Regions from separate parts of the Homo sapiens genome. Here region 2 is linked to region 1. A link is an interaction called in ENCODE POLR2A ChIA-PET data of the cell type or tissue named here. Cell type or tissue: OCI-LY7. All regions are shown on one strand.

The links. Peaks named below come from ENCODE experiments on the same cell type or tissue, not always from the same donor. Only the 100,000 strongest peaks of a DNase experiment are listed, where the experiment ranks them.
Region 2: POLR2A ChIA-PET joins it to region 1 with 5 read pairs; 4 of 35 experiments call an interaction of 5 or more read pairs at or near these places.

What each region holds. Positions count from the first base shown.
Region 1 is chr20:43,720,507-43,723,006 of GRCh38, reverse strand. No RefSeq gene overlaps it. Among named protein-coding and RNA genes, the nearest start is that of GTSF1L, 5.2 kb to the left of the region's middle. RefSeq lists an enhancer at 603-672 and a silencer at 2,392-2,500. In OCI-LY7, no CTCF peak of the experiment used is centred here; DNase peaks (open chromatin) are centred at 346, 976 and 1,775; H3K4me3 peaks cover 1,771 bases; H3K27ac peaks cover 2,500 bases.
Region 2 is chr20:43,431,992-43,434,491 of GRCh38, reverse strand. No RefSeq gene overlaps it. Among named protein-coding and RNA genes, the nearest start is that of SRSF6, 25 kb to the left of the region's middle. In OCI-LY7, a CTCF peak has its summit at 1,745 (motif pointing right); no DNase peak of the experiment used is centred here.

The sequences.
Region 1 (2,500 bases):
AAATTGAGAAGAGTAGACTTTAAATGGTCTCAACACACAAAAAAAGCACGTGAGGTGATAGATATGTGAATTAGCTTGGTTTAATCATTCTACTGTGTATGTATAAACATATCAAAACATCACATCATACCCCATAAACATATACAATTATTTGTCAATTAAAATTAAATTGGCCAGGTGTGGTGGCTCATGCCTCTAATTCATCCCAGCCCCACTTTGGGAGGCTGAGGCAGGAGGATCACTTGAGCCCATGAGTTCAAGACCAGCCTGGGCAACATAGTGAGACCATGTCTCTATAAAAACATTTAAAAAAATTAGCCGAGCGTGGTGGTGCACCTGCAGTCTCAGTTATTCGGGACGCCTGAGGTGGGAGGATCCCTTGAGCCCAGGATTTCAAGGCTGCAGTGAGAAAATCATATCACTACACTTCAGCCTAGATGACAGAATAAGACCATGTATAAAATAAAATAAAATATAGAAAATAAAATAGAAAATAAAACAAAATGGTCATGAGAATGAACAAATGATAACTACCCAGATCTACTTGGATGAATCTCACATAATGTGAAATTCTGTTGACATAATATTTAACGAAAATAAAAAGGCAAAGCAAAGCTGGTGTTTGATGTTAGGATGGCGGTTACCCTTCGTGGGTGGAGAGGGGGTTTCCAGTGCTGCTCTTGTTCTGTTGTTTGATCTGGGTGCTGGTTATGCGAGTCTGTTCACTTTGTGAAAACATATCCACAGCCACGTGGGATTCATGCACTCTTCTGTATGAATATTGCACTCCGATGGAAAGATTTTAACTGAACCTCTATCTAACGCTTACGGTTTTCTTCTATGGCACCATACTCCTACCCTGGCTGACAGGTATTGTCATTGGCTGCTGCCATCACATGGGCTGCAGCAGGGAGGCACCTGTGGCAGGGAAGCGCAGCGGGAGCTGCACACTCCATGGATCTGGTGCTCCCCAGGGGCCGCTGCAGCTGCCCAAATCTCAGCTGCCAACCCAGGCCTCCAGCTCCACAGAGCAGGCAGGAACCCTGCCCTACTGGACAGGGCTGCAGCTGCCCAAACTGCAGCTGTGGATCCAAGCCTTCCCGTGCTCTTAGCGGGGCTGGGAGCAGGCAAGATCTGCCTGTCTGGGTGCAGCTGCAGCCACCCGACTGGCGGCTGCAGACCTGGGCCTCCTGCTCCACAAACTAGGCAGGAGCTGGGGACAAGCAGGATCCCCACCCCTTCCAAGTTGGCGGGGCGGAAGCTCCCTGGGTGCAGCTGCAGCGGCCCTCCCAAGTGCAGGACCTGGGTATCTCTGCAGCCTGCATTCTCAGGCGGGGAATGCTCCCCATCCCTGCAGGCTCAGGGGTGTCTGCTCCCGCTGCCTGGACTATCTCCTCTCCAGGCACCTGCTCCAATCTGGGAGCAGGGTTGGGGCTGCACCCCAGGGGCCATGAATGGCAGCGGGAGTCAGATTCCTGGGCAGAAGGGGGCGAGTCCCCAGTAAGGCCCCTCCTTCAGGCCAGGGAGGGCCTGAAGGCTGGGAGCCAGCTGCCAGTCCTGAGGGCCGGAGTGGGGACTTGTGGTGCTCCCTCCCTGCTGCCCATGGCCACCCACAGAGCAATCAGCATGCACTTCACCCCCTCTGAGGTCTATAAAAGTCCCGGGCTCAGCCAGAGCAGGAGAGAGGACAGAGAAAGGGATGACCAGCTGCAGAGAGGAGCTACTGTCTCTGCTGGTAACTGGAGATAATGGGACAAACAGTAGCAGAGAGGAGCAACATCCTCCAGGGCCTCCTCTCCGCTGAGAGTTAACACTGCAGACCATCTGCCTACAGACAGAAGTTACTCACTGAGGGTCTCCTGTGAACTGTTGTAACACTCAATAAAGTTTCTCTTAATCATGTTCACCTTCCACCTGTCTGCGTACCTCCTGGACACAGGACAAGAACTCGGGTAAAGGTGCCATCAGCCACAGATGTTTCTGGCCAGAAAAGTGACAACCCAAAGAGCCCATAACAGTATGACACAGAGGATGGCATGGAATGGGGCATACTAAAATGCCAGACTTGCTGTCCAGGATTGGGCTCAAGTCCTGACTCAACCACTGTCTACCATCTTCCCTCCCAGCACTCACCTGAAACGTGGGCACTAATTTCTCCTTTGCAGGGTATATTGTGTGTAACAAAGAAATGAGAAACATGTAAAAACATACTAAGTAATAACATACTAAGAGCCCATGTTATCTGAGCACCAAGTATGTGCCATATTCTTCCCAATCCCTTCAACAAGTCTGAAGTTGAAGGATTCTCCCTATTTTACAGCCAAGGAGCCAAGGCTCAGTGCATTGAAGAGACACACAGCTCCCAAGAGCTAAGCTGGGTTTACACCCAAGTCTGTCTGATCCAAAGTAAGAGCTCTACCCAGGACTGCAGGAGGACCTGGGAGAGTCTGCCAGATGCCATGAGCCATATCTCTCCCCACTGCCTTCAGCTCTGGGGAAC
Region 2 (2,500 bases), 290 kb after region 1:
GTAGCTGGGACTACAGGCACATACCACCATGCACGGCTAATTTTTACCTTTTTTGTAGAGGTGGGAGGTCTCACTCTGTTGCCCAGGCTGGTCTCAAACCCCTGGCCTCAAGCAATCCTCCCACACTGGGCTCCCAGAGTGCTGAGATTACACGCATGAGCCAGTGAACCAGGCCACAATAACCTCCTTTTGGTGACTAGAAAACAGCAAACTTATTCTGCTCAGAGCCTCATCACCTGCCCTGCTGGTCCCACTGTGTCGATGCCTGTTCTCTTCTCTTCCCATGGCTGGCTTTGCATCCTTCAGATCTTAGCTCACATATCCCTTCTTCAGGGAAGTCTTCCTGACTATCCTCTCTAAAGAGGACCCTACGGAGATTATTTACTATAGCACTTCACGCACTTCCTTCCTTCACAGCATCTATCACAACTGTACTTTTTCTAACCCACTTCTTCATTTGCTTTTCTACTCCCCCACCAGCTTGTACACTCCATGAGGGCAAGAGCTATTTTGCTTCTGTTCACTACTCCACCACCACCTAGAAGAGTGCAGGCACAGAGTATGTTCTTAATAAGTATTTATGCAATGAGTGATCTCCATGTTCCTTTTCATTTTATTGTCCTAAATGAATTTTGCAGACAGCCCAATGGGCCATCAGATTGACTCACTTTGAGAATAATTTCTGGGGCCAAATCCCCTCACTTATTTATTTATTTATTTATTTAGAGACAGAGTGTCACTGTCATCCCCTTCTCACTCTTTAGAAGCAGCTGGGGTTGGATCTTTCAACATGTGATGCCTGAGCCTCCTTGAGACCAATCCTGGACTCACATTGCCATGGCCAGCCCAGCAGGCACCTACCTTCCTTCCTTCCTTCCTCCCTCCCTTCTTTCTTTCTCGCTCTTTCTTTCTTTTTCTTTCTCCTTCCTTCCTTCTTCCCTTCCCCTCCTTTCTTTCCTCCCTTCCTTCCTTCTTTCTTTCTTTTTCCTTCTTCTCTCTCTATCCTTCCTTCCTTCGTTCGTTCCTTCCTTCCTCCTTATTCCCTTCCCCTCCTTTTTTCCTTTCCTTTTTTCTTTCTCTCTTTCTTTCTTTCCTTCCTTCCTTTCTTTTTTCTTTCTTTCTTTTTGTTTTTCTCTCTTTTCTCCTTCCTTCCTTCCTTCCCTCCTTCCTTCCTTCCTTCCCTCCTTCCTGTCTTTCTTTCTTCTTCTTCTTCTTTTTTTTTTTTTTGAGACAGAGTCTCGCTCTGTTGCCCAGGCTGGAGTGCAATGGCATGATCTTGGCTCACTGCAACCTCTGCCTTTCAGGTTCAAGTGATTCTCCTGCCTCAGCCTCCCAAGTAGCTGGGATTACAGGCTCATGCCACCATATTTGGCTAATTTTTGTATTTTTAGTGGAGATGAAGTTTTGCCACGTTGGCCAGGCTGGTCTTGAACTCCTGACCTAAGTGATCTGCCCGCCTCAGCTTCCCAGAGTGCTGGGATTACAGGCGTGAACCACTGTGCCCAGCCTGCTTCCTTTGTAATAAGCAACTCTTCCTACATCTGGTAAGGGAGAGTCAGGGAGTAAGAACTAGTCTTCACTCATAACTGACTCTATGAAAACTGTGTGAACTTGGACAACTTAATCTCAATGGGTGGCAATTTTCCAATTTTTAAAAAGGGAATAACAGTAATAAAGAATTTCTCAACCCCAGTTCTACTGACATTTTGGGCTGGATAATTCTTTCTCAGGTAGTGTGTGTGTCCTGTACATTGAAGGATGTTTGGCAGCATCTACCCACTAGATGCCAGTAGCAAACCCAGTTAGGACAATCAAGAATGTCTCCAGACATTGCCAGACATCGCCAGGGGGCAAAACCACAACTTTTCCTTTCCTCTTTCCCCCATTTTAAACCACTCCAATAATACCTGCCTTATTGGATTATTGGTAGTTTAAATGAGATAGGTCATGTTAAGTGCTTATTATTATGCTTTGAACAGAAGAAGGATTTAATCAATATTTAAAATCTATTACCATTATTACCAATGTCATTACATTGAAGGCTGCAGGACTTGCAGGGAATTCTGGCAGATCCAGAAAAATTCACTCTAGTGCCCATGGTGTGCTGAAGCTGTCTTGTCTGTGCTTCCAAACATTGATTGCTAAATTTTCAGGAAATTTGCAAACCAGTTGTTAAACATAGCCATCCTTGAAATGGGCAATTGTAGGAGTATTTACACCATGGGAATTGGCAAATGCTACATAGCAGGGCTTTATTTTCTGGGAGCTACCTGGCTACCATAGTGTTTCTTTATTAATGCACTAAATGACAAGATCTTGTGGTGAGTCAGTTAACTACTGATATTTTGAAATATTGATGACCATAAATGATATTTTGAGATATCAACAACTGTAATATGATATGAAAATCAGTGATTTCCACTGGAGGCAAAGTTAATGATATTGGTTTGTTGCCCCCTTTCAGATTTGAAGGAAATGTTAAATTTGAGTTAGAAATAGG